2 separate regions of the Homo sapiens genome follow, and region 1 is linked to region 2. The links are chromatin contacts, found by Hi-C or POLR2A ChIA-PET in ENCODE. All regions are on one chromosome and are shown on one strand. The core of a region is the stretch at or near the end of the contact, and the rest is flanking DNA. Distances in the headings are between cores, read along the strand shown. Region 1 overlaps CDC42BPB (CDC42 binding protein kinase beta). Region 2 overlaps AMN (amnion associated transmembrane protein).

The links. A loop is a pair of places that touch in the nucleus more often than their neighbours do. ChIA-PET counts read pairs that join two places held with the same protein, here RNA polymerase II (POLR2A). Pooled maps may share reads with other maps.
Region 1: a pooled map shows a loop between it and region 2 (2.4-fold over the local background). The contact joins two enhancer-like sites. A Hi-C loop is called at or near these places in 2 of 50 pooled maps. POLR2A ChIA-PET finds 5 or more read pairs at or near these places in 3 of 52 experiments (A673, AG04450 and Caco-2).

What each region holds. Positions count from the first base shown.
Region 1 is chr14:102,982,352-102,987,643 of GRCh38, forward strand. CDC42BPB (CDC42 binding protein kinase beta) reads right to left here. Exons shown (of 37, transcript NM_006035.4): 6 at 4,136-4,229; 7 at 1,205-1,405. Among named protein-coding and RNA genes, the nearest start is that of AMN, 62 kb to the left of the region's middle. RefSeq lists enhancers at 4,091-4,725, 4,726-5,292. Within about 2 kb of position 3,496, at least 2 of the 41 ENCODE cell types and tissues checked have a DNase peak (open chromatin) inside an H3K27ac peak, as active enhancers do.
Region 2 is chr14:102,923,421-102,929,145 of GRCh38, forward strand. AMN (amnion associated transmembrane protein) reads left to right here. Exons shown (of 12, transcript NM_030943.4): 2 at 291-409; 3 at 515-559; 4 at 5,006-5,093; 5 at 5,338-5,555; 6 at 5,701-5,725. Among named protein-coding and RNA genes, the nearest start is that of AMN, 3.6 kb to the left of the region's middle. RefSeq lists silencers at 830-1,028, 4,879-5,068. Within about 2 kb of position 4,476, at least 8 of the 41 ENCODE cell types and tissues checked have a DNase peak (open chromatin) inside an H3K27ac peak, as active enhancers do.

The DNA of each region.
Region 1 (5,292 bases), core at 2,246-4,745, 58 kb after region 2:
CCTGGCTGGAGGACAGGCCAGCACTCAATCAGGATCATTCTGGGATCTGTCATGTGCACAGGAGACAGCGGGGAGGGAAATGCTATGAGCACGCTGGTAGAGAGGGTGAAATCGGCATTAGGAAGACACATGACTGACTGGGTGCGATGGCTCACGCCTGTAATCCCAGCACTTTGGGAGGCCAAGGTGGGTGGATTGCCTGAAGTCAGGAGTTTGAGACCAGCTTTGCTAACATGGTGAAACCCTGTCTCTACTACTAATACAAAAAAATTAGCCAGGTGTTGTGGCAGGCACCTATAATCCCAGCTACTCAGGAAACTGAGGCAGGAGAATCGCTTGAACCTGGGAGGCATAGCTGAGATTGCACCATTGCACTCCAGCCTGGGCGACAAGAGCGAAACTCCGTCTCAAAAAAAAAGATAAAAAGACAGGCAGGAGAATCGCTTGAACTCGGGAGGCAGAGGTTGCAGTGAGCCGAGACTGCGCCACTGTACTCCAGCCTGGGCGACAGAGTGAGACTCCATCTCAAAAAAGAAAGACACATGACTAAGGAAAATTTTTAAAAAGAAATAAAAAATATCAGACAGAAGAGAAAATGATAAAAAGGAAAACAAAGGAGGTGGAGAGAGGTGACATGGAAGTGAGAAAGTGAACAGTTCGGAAAGGGAAGGAGGAAAAGAGGAAACAGGATGGGGAGGATGAAGGGCTCCACCATCTGGAGACACATGATCATTTACAGGGACTGATTTCTGGGGAACAGACTTGAGAATCAAAGTTGGCACCTAACCAGTGAATCTAGAGCCACAGGTCAAAGGGCCCACCTGGACCTCCCCACTGGCTACCCCCGGGCGCCTCACTCCATGCGCCTGTGCAGACGACGCGTCTGTCTACAGAAACCTGCCTTCCCTCCAGGAAGCCAGCTTGGAGCAGGCCAGCGTCCTTCCCCTGAGAGTGGGGGTGGGGGTCACCCTCAGAACCTCCTTCCCCTTCCTCTGGCGCCCACATCTCCTGGTGCCGACCCCGCCTCTGGATGCCCTCTCCAATGTCTACTCCAATCTGCCTGTCCCCAGTTTGGTCCAAACCCCGTCACCTCTTCCTCAACTACTCGCGTTGCTTCCTAACGGATCTTCCTGCACTAGTTGTGCTCTCTGTACTTTAGGCCTGAGCCAGGTACCAAAAAAAAAAAAAAAATGCAACGTCTTACTTCATGGTTCATGATCTTCCCATAGGTCTCCACGAGTGACTCCGCATAAAACGGCGTTTCTCCATAGAGCATCTCATACATGCAGACACCCAGAGACCACCAGTCACACTCAGGCCCGTATTTGCCCATGCCGTCCTCCATCGCCTGCAGGATCTCCGGCGAGATGTAGTCAGGTGTGCCCACGGCCACGGAGGACTGCACCTTAGGGGAGAAGGAGGTGCTGAAGGAAACCCTAGGGCATCTCCAATCACATATTTCCAACTACTTTCTCTAAAATATAGCGGAGGCAGAAAATGAAATAATCATAGAATAAAACTGATGAATGATCGTGTTTTTTAAACCCAGTAATTCAAGCTGAGTATAGTGCCTCGAGCCTGTAGCCTCAGCTACTTGGGAGGCTGAGGCCGGAGAACCGCTTGAGCCCAGGAGCTCAAGGCCAACACGGGCAACATGGTCCCCAACCCTGTCTCTAACGAAACAAAACGGAATTTAAAAACCTCAATAATGCAAAATTCAATGCAAATAAATATCCTTTTGAAGCACTAAACATTATGCGGCTCCCAGAATGCATGAAACTCTTGTACACATGGTCTGTCAATACCCAAATACCAGCCACAGCCCCAAACAGTGCCTCTCCAATCCCCCAGGGTTGGCATTTCCCACTCTCTGTCACTGCTCCCAGTGTGATGCAGGGGCCACATGTGCACAGGCCAGCCTTTCTGATTTTCATGTGCAGCACGCAGGGAGTCTTGTGTAGGGTCTGTTTTTAGAATAAAGACTCCAGTGGGGCACAAGAGGCTGCATTTCTAATAAGCTTCTGGGGGTACTAAGGCTGCTCACCTGCAGCCGACCCTGTGGTCTTCCTCATGGGAACATGCAGAAGTTGGTCCAGGCATTAGCCGGGTGCTCAGGCATTCCCTGGACAGCGCACCAGGAGGCTAAGACCGCTCCTACCCCCGCAAGGGAGAAAACAGCTCCCCTGCTATCTACATCAGCAGGCAGGTGCCAGAGTACAGTGACACCTCTGCAGAAAGCTGCGAGGGCACGGGCCACCTCAGAGCAAGCGGGAGGAGCCTGGTGAAGCTGAGAAATCATCCAAGCAGAGAGAACGATGGAGAGTATAGGGCCATCCTGACGGGCTGAGTCTCTAAGACTGAGGCTCAGGCAGGAACTGGAGACAACAACCACAGGCCTGTCTGGGGAAGGCCAGGCTCTCCCGAGGGTCCCCTCTGGGAAGAGAGACACAGGGTCCAAGCAGCACCCCAGAGCCAGTGGTGTGAGAACTGCTCAGGCTGAATGGATCAGCAGAGAACTCCACCTCTATCACTTCCCTGCACGAGTGCGTGGCCAGCCCACAGGAGCTCCTACAGACAGCGGGACCACTGGGGTGTTGGGCGGTGACTCCACGATGAACAACTACTGTGACGGGGTGGAGTGGAGGTGAGGAGGGTAACCCATGCTCTGGTTAAACCATGACGGGGTGGTGTGGAGGTGAGGAGGGTAACCCATGCTCTGGTTATACCATGACGGGGTGGTGTGGAGGTGAGGAGGGTAACCCATGTTCTGGTTATACCGTGACAGGGTGGTGTGGAGGTCAGGAGGGTAACCCATGCTCTGGTTATACTGTGACAGGGTGGTGTGGAGGTGTGGAGGGTAACCCATGCTCTGGTTAAACCATGACGGGGTGGTGTGGAGGTGAGGAGGGTAACCCATGTTCTGGTTATACCATGACGGGGTGGTATGGAGGTGAGGAGGGTAACCCATGTTCTGGTTATACCGTGACAGGGTGGTGTGGAGGTGAGGAGGGTAACCCATGCTCTTGTTATACCGTGACAGGGTGGTGTGGAGGTCAGGAGGGTAACCCATGCTCTGGTTATACTGTGACAGGGTGGTGTGGAGGTGTGGAGGGTAACCCATGTTCTGGTTCAGACCTGTTCTAGTCACTGGAAGACTGGAGTGGAGGACAGCACCCGCCTACCAATTAATCAATATGTGGTCAAGACTATTAAAAACAAGAGACTGGCTTTGTGGAATGAAAATGAGCAAACTGCTTTATTTCTTATAAAACGCTGTCAACTGAAGCCAGTCACATGGGTGCTTCCACTACTGCTTGAAAATCCGCCAGTAGGCAAGAAAGGGATTGCTCTCTCGGAAAACTATTTGATGTTAGACCTTATGATAAGTGTAGGTTTCAAAAAAGAAAAGACTCCAAACATGTAAGAACAAAACTGCAACAGTGGCCACAGACGCAGTGAAAGCAGTTTGCTGCAAGCAGCTGCCAACAGGGTGTGAGCAGAGCTGGGACTGCCCCCATCAGGCTACTCGGCCATGACGCTGGTCTGACTGCGGGGTGGAGACCACAGGGCCTGTGGCCTGAGCCTGGGTCTCCTGGTGATAGCCGATCCGGGGGCAACCTCCTGTTCTTTCCCTGCTGGCGGGAGTGTCAGCTGGCCCCGTAACACTGAGCACCTAGGACTCTATTTCTAGGTCTACAACACCCATAGAGAGGAAACCCCTAGCAGGAAGTTACCTGCCCCAACACAAGTGAGAAAGTACAGTTACATGGTTAATGCCTGCCCACCCGACCAGCCTGGACAGGGCCCTTTAAGGAAGAAGCAGGGAGCGCCCTCGATCTGCTACAGGGCTGGCATGCTTTTAGCCACCTTGGGATTGAGGAAACCTGACAACTCCCATTCTGGAAGGCACACATATTACTTTTGTAAACATAAAAAGCAATAAAGATGCTTTCCAACTTAATTTTTATTTGGGAAACAAAACTCCCCAAACAGAAAATTTCAACTATCTCCAAAATGGATTCATTTTCTGAATTAATATACTTGGTTTCTTAATTGTACCTCAAATTGAAAACTTCCCTTCTGACTATATGCCAAACCCAAAACCAAATGGAAAATCTCCAACAAAAATACCTACAGTGCCATCATCATTCATCTTCAAACATGATCCAAAGTCAGCCAGGCGGATATGACCATTCACGTCCAAAAGGACATTGTCAGGTTTAATGTCTCTGTTTGTAAAATAAACACACAAATTAACCATCTCCATGCAACACATTAGGTAGATCAAAGCCCTTAACTAGTGGTGATCAGATGAATAAATGCTAATATCCTCTTGTGAACAGCTGTCACCATCCAGTACAAATGCCTCTGTGTGACATTCAGCTGGCATGGTGGCAGCCGAAGTCGTATCACTGCCCCTCGTTTAGTCCCCAGTTACCCTGGCGAGGCCCTGTGACGATTCCTACTCGTCTGCCCACCCAGCTAACGAGCCCCTCCTGAGCATCTCCTTGGTGCCAGGCACTGCTCTCCAGCCCACCCACCTATGCACGTGACAACGCTGCCCCTGCCTTCATGAAGCCTGCACACGAGCTGAGGTCTTGCAAACACAAATAGGCACTGCTGTCTCAGGCAGGCTCACACGGTGCAAGCTCTGTGCTGAGTACCACGGAAAACAGGAATGGGACAAAGGGACAGAGGGACACGTGTGGAGGAAGCTGGCTGGGGGCTGCCACACAAAGAGACGGCAGTGGCCAGACGAGGTCCAGGAGGCAGGTGGCGATCTGGGGGAAGACTGCTGCAAACCGCCCCATACCCCCAAAACTGCACTTTATAGATGAAGACATGGAAGCTGAGCCAACTGCCCACAGTTACAGAGCAGCACGTGCTGGAGCAGGAACATAAACACAGGTCTGTCCCACTAACGCCTGTTTCTAAACTACTTTCTGTGCGCTCTCAAACACATGTGCGGGTGCAGGGCACCTCAGAGCATGAATGCTTTTTTCTGGCACAATAAGCTTACATGACTCAACAGTATGAATGCAAACAAACTTTAAAAACAAAGACAGACATTCAGCAAAAGACAAGTACAAGCATGTTCCCAGCGGCACCACTTCTAACAGCCAAAAGGCAGAAACAATCTAAATCTCTGCCTCCAAGAGAATGGGTGAGTAAGCTGGGCTATACTCGTGTGATAGACACCACACCCCAATGAAAACAGACGGGTACCAACTCCCCCAGCCACATGAATCAATCTCACACAAACATGGGCAGATGATAATTCTTACCTCAAAA
Region 2 (5,725 bases), core at 3,226-5,725:
CGCCAGGCAAACTGGGGGCAGTGCCGGGAGGCTATCTAGGCAGGCGTCCTGCAGGGCGCGTTTGAGCGGGCTCTGCAGGTATCAGTAGAAGTCCGTTGGAGAGCGCCCGGGCAGGGCGCCCACAGTCTGGCCGGGAGGGACCAGGGTCTGGGTCCGGGCCCCCGGGGATGGGGTTCCTATGCGTCCCGGGTGATCCGCGCGGACCTTCCGCACTTCTCTGGGTGGGTGGCCTTCCCTGAGAAGGGAGCATCCCGGAGAGCATCCCGGGCACTCAGTCGCCTCCTCCCCAGCACTGACCCAGGCGGTCTCCAAACTCTGGGTCCCCAACACGGACTTCGACGTCGCAGCCAACTGGAGCCAGAACCGGACCCCGTGCGCCGGCGGCGCCGTTGAGTTCCCGGCGGACAAGGTGCCTGGGAGCGCCGGCGGGGTCGGTGATGGGCCTGGACCCCTGAGACCGTGTGGCCCCGGTGGGGGTTGCTCCCGGCTCGGCTGAGGCAGCTTCTTCCTGCAGATGGTGTCAGTCCTGGTGCAAGAAGGTCACGCCGTCTCAGACATGGTAAGGCCGGGCTGCTACTGCCACTGGGCTGGGGGTTCACAGAGTCTCTGAAGCGCCTTCAGGGACTGCTGTGCCTTGAGGGCGGACCCCACCGGCATGGAGGCACTGCAGGACTGGGACTTTGGCCTCTGGAGAATATTCTAGGAGGCAGGGAGTGGGGGGGAACCTAGGGGAGCTTGGTCCCATGGTCCCAGCCAGGCTGTGTCCTGGGAGGGATGGGAGGCACCCCTGTCCCCACAGCCCTTGTGATGCCCAGCAGTGGGTGGTCTTCCCAGGAAGCGCCTGCTCCATGCCCTTCCCCCAAAGCCTTGCCTTGTCCTGGTGCCTAAAGCTCCATCTTTAGAACACTAGGGAAAGTGTCCCCAACACCCCCCCCTCTACCCACCATCCGGGTCCCTGGCCTGTTAGGAAGTGGCCGCCCAGGAAGAGGCGAGCCCACTCCTGCCTGGCTCTGCCTCCCTTCAGATCAGATCAGATTCTCCTAGGGACCCCTATTGTCACTGCGCCAGCGAGGGGCCTGGGTGGGTGTGCACTCCTTAAGTGGCTGACATCTGAGATGGGACAGCTTAATCCTGAAACCTTCCCCACTCCCATCAGTCCATGGAAGAACTGTCTTCCACAAAACTGGTCCCTGGTGCCAAAAAGGTTGGGGACTGCTGCCCTAGGGGACCTTTTTCTCAAACTGCTTCACACAACACTCCAAGAACATGATGGGAACTGGGAGGAAAGCGGGTTCCATGAGTAGGTAAGTTTGGGAAATGCTGCAGCCTGCACTTTCCTGGAGCTTCATCACGTATTAAAGGCTCTGATAAGGCCCCAGAGAAAGAAGCTAATTTCCTTGTTTAAGGTGGAGTTCCGCAAGCTACAGGCCAAATGCAGCCCCTACGGGTGGAGCAAGGAACGGTTTTTACACTTTGTAATCGTTGGGGAAAAAAAGAACAATCTTTTGTGGCACTTGAAAAATATATGACATTCACACCTCAGCGACAGTAAATACAGCTTCACTGGCACACAGCCTGCCCGCTTGGTTGAGTATCCTCGGTGGCCACTGTCCCATTGCATCGGCAGCCCACCAGCTTCCAGGGTGACTGTGGGGCCTGCAGGCCAAGCCTCTGGGCAAAAGCTTCCTTCCAGCCCCTTCACAGCCACTCCTGGGCTGCGTCCTCATCCTGTCACCTGCACACCTGCCAGCTCAGTCACTCCTGAGTGAGGGTCACTGGTGAGCTGGGTCGGGGTGTCGGCTCCAGATGTGGGGTCCAGGCCTGGGGCCCCCGCGTGTGCGGGTGGGGAGGATGGCTCAATGGGCTTGGCCTGGCCCATTCCTGCCCCATGCGGGGTCAGGGACCCTGGGCCTCATTTCCACCCCAGGGCCGCTTGGTTCCTTCCTTCAGGTTTTCCAAAGCTGCCTTAACCCAAAAGCTGCCACACACTGGGGAGGGCACCCACAGCAAGATGGCGACGCTCCCACCCGGGAAACAGGAGGAGGGCAGGGAGAGGGAGGCGGTTGCCCCTTGTGGCCCGGCCCCCAGAACCCACGCATAACCTTGGCAACCAGGCAGCCCGAGTGAGGGGGGCACTGGGAGCTGATGGGGGACCTGTGGGCAGAGGAGTCAGGCTGGGCTGGGGGTTCCAGGGCATGGATTTCCCCCTACTCCCCTCCCCTGCCGGCCTCCTTACTTTCATGATCTCCTTTGGAAGCACTTGGGCTCTGAAAGGAGGCAATACTCCATTCATTCATCTATTCAATAATTCATTCATTGATCATCCATTGGCCGGTGGGAACAGCGCAGGGGCAGGGGACAGTGGCCCCAGGGTCCCAGCCTGCAGAGGCCGAATTCACCCAGAGCCGCCCAAGCACCCCCATCCCCTGCCCGCGTCGGCTATGTTGCCCTCCACACCCCTGGCTCCCAGCTTCATCCATCTGCCTAGATGAGGCCCGAGTAACAGGCCGTGCACATCAGTGCCTTACTTTGTAATTCTGTGGTTGGGAGCGTCCCTCCCTGCGATTTTCCTTTTCCTTGCCCTTCCTCCCATTTCTACCTTTTGCCTGCTTTCTTGTTGGGGGAGTCTCCTGTCTTTCACCCATCCCCCTGCCTTGGCTGGAGGCTTTGCAAGTCTGCTCACTGTGGACTTGCCTGCAGTGTCCTGTGCTGAACAGAAACCTTCATTTTAATCGACCTAATGCAAAACGCCTTACCTTAGAACTGTGTTTTTTCTGTTTCGTTTGAGAATCGCGTCTGCTCCTCAGTCACAATGGTAATGGACTGTGTACCTATGGGGCACGTGCACCAGCGAGGGCTCCTGCTGTGTTTCTCTCCTTAGAGTGAACCCAGCTTCCAGCATCCTCCGCCTTGCCCTTTTGTTCTAGCACTGCTGGAATCCGTCGTGTGCCTGGGTGTTGTGGGTCTCTCTGAGCCTTGTCTTCAAGTCCACAGGCCGCTTTGCCGACCCTACACTATCCACACAGTGGCTCTGCAGGATGGCTTAATATCCATCCCCTTCACTCCTGCTCCAAGGTTCTTTGTGGATCTCATTGTTGCAGATAAATTGTAGAATAGGTTTGCCAGGTAACAACTACCACCACCACCACCAAAAAAACCCTGGATTTTTTTTTTTTTTTTTTTTGAGATGGAGTCTTGCTCTGCCACCCAGGCTGGAGTGCAGTGGTGTGATCTCGGCTCAGTGCAACCTCTGCCTCCCGGGCTCAAGCGATTCTCCTGCCTGAGCCTCCCAAGTAGCTGAGACTACAGGAATTTTGATTGGGATAAATAACAGCCTTATGCTGTCAAGCCATCCATTCAAGAGCATGGACGGACTCTCTCTAAATATTTCAGGTCATCCATGGCCTCTTTAGCATCTTAAAGTTTTCCCTGTAGAGGTCTTATATTGTATTGGTTAATTCATCAATACTTTGTTAAGTTTGTTTTTTTGAGACAGGGTCTCACTCTGTTGCCCAGGCTGGAGTGCAATGGCGTGATCACGGCTCACTGCAGCCTTGACCTCCCTGGGCGCAAACAATCCTCCCACCTCAGCCTCCCGAGTAGCTGGGACTACAGGCTTGTGCCACCACGCCCGGCTAATTTTTGTAGTTTTTGTAGAGATGGGGGTCTCACTATGTTGGCCAGGCTGGTCTTGAACTCCTGGGCTCGAGTGATATGCCCGCTTCGGCCTTCCAAAGTGTTGGGATTACAGGCATGAGCCACCGCTCCTGGCCTTAAGTTTGGTTTCTATTATAAATGTTGCCCTATATTTAAAAATTATATCCTCTTTTTATTTTTAAATTTTTTGTAGAGATGGAGTCTCACTATGTTTCTCACCAGGCTGATCTCAAACTCCTGGCCTTACCTACTGTGCTCGTCTGTTCAACTATTATGTTACGTTTCTATTTTTCCCCTTCGTTCTTTAAAAAACGGTGTTCTTGGTATGCTTCCTCCTGGGAACCCCTCCCTGTTCCTGAGGCGCTTTGAGCTATGACACATTCCGTCCCCACGGCTCCACCTCTGCACCTGTGGGGGGACTTGCCCTGCTGGCAGTGCCACACCCTCAGGTGTGCACGGAACTGAAGTGTGACCTCACGTCGCTGGGGGTGTTGGCCTCTTGCTCAGGTGCAGTGCTCCTGGAAGGGCCGAAGAGTGGGTCCTGCCTCGGGTGGGCGCGCCCTGCTGTGCTGAGCCCCTCACAACCTGGCAGCAAGGGTTGCCCTGGCCCAGCGCTCACCCTCAGCCCCTGAGGGAGAAGTGCAGAAGCAAGAAGGCAGGAGGCTGAGGTCCTGGCACTTGGAGGAGAGGGGGAGTGAGGGGCGGCCAGTCAGACCCCCCGTATTTCTGCTGACACCCGAGACTTGGGCTGTGGCCCCACTTCTGTGGTGCGGGAGCTGCACGGCCCAGCCCAAGCCTATAGGAAACAGCAGGGGCAACTCCACCTCCCCGCTACACTCCCTGCCTCCTCCTGCACCCCTGGCCGCCAGATGCAGCCTCTCCCTCCCTCCCTCACACACCAAGAGCGCGGCCTCAGACTCCCCAGGAGCCGGGCAACTTTCGAAACTTTAGTTCCTGGAACCTGGGAGCCCTGGGCCTGTGCACGTTCTCAAGGGGCTACGGGGGGAGGCGACAGGCCCTGGCCAGAGTCACCTCCGCCCCAGACTCCCCACGGCTCCGTCTCGCTCCCCGGCTCCGGCTCTGCCCCTGGCCTGTGAGACCTCCAGCTCAGGGACAGGACACTGGGCTGTGCCCGCTTCGGGGCCTTGCCCACGCGGCCCCATCTTTCCCAGGCCAGATCCGCTTCCTCTGCCAGCCTCAGCCAGGCCGAGGACCCCGGGCCTGAGCTCGCCCGGGCTCCTTCCGTGCACAGGGTCTCGGCTTCTCGTCCCAGGGGACTGGGGGCGGGGTGGGCGCGGAGCAGGCCCGGACCCCCGCGTGGCGCCGCCTCAGCCCGTGTCTCTTGCAGCTCCTGCCGCTGGATGGGGAACTCGTCCTGGCTTCAGGAGCCGGATTCGGCGTCTCAGACGTGGGCTCGCACCTGGACTGTGGCGCGGGTGAGGCGGTCGGGCAGGGGCGGGGCTCTGGAAAGGCATGTTCAGGGGCGGGGACTGGAGGGAAGGCGCGTCGAGGGGGGCGAGGACCGGAGGGAGGGCGCCTCCGGGGGCGTGGTTTAGGGAGTGGCGGAAGTGTCCCGAAGCGGGGCTTGGGAGGTCGTGCTCAGACGCGTGGCGTGGCGTGGCGTGGCGTGGTGTGGCGCGGCGCTTGTTCCGTGGAGCTCAGGGATGTGCTCCGGCTCAGGCGAACCTGCCGTCTTCCGCGACTCTGACCGCTTCTCCTGGCATGACCCGCACCTGTGGCGCTCTGGGGACGAGGCACCTGGCCTCTTCTTCGTGGACGCCGAGCGCGTGCCCTGCCGCCACGACGACGTCTTCTTTCCGCCTAGTGCCTCCTTCCGCGTGGGGCTCGGCCCTGGCGCTAGCCCCGTGCGTGTCCGCAGCATCTCGGCTCTGGGCCGGGTGAGCACTGAGGGGAGGGAGGCTCGGGTCCCCTCTCCCCACCTCGGCCCGACCCCGCCCCTCCTGGTCTGCACACGTTGGGTCTGAGCACTCAGGTGAAGTCTCTTCCTCGGGCTGGCTCCGGTGGGGACCCGGCTGCCCGCAGACGTTCACGCGCGACGAGGACCTGG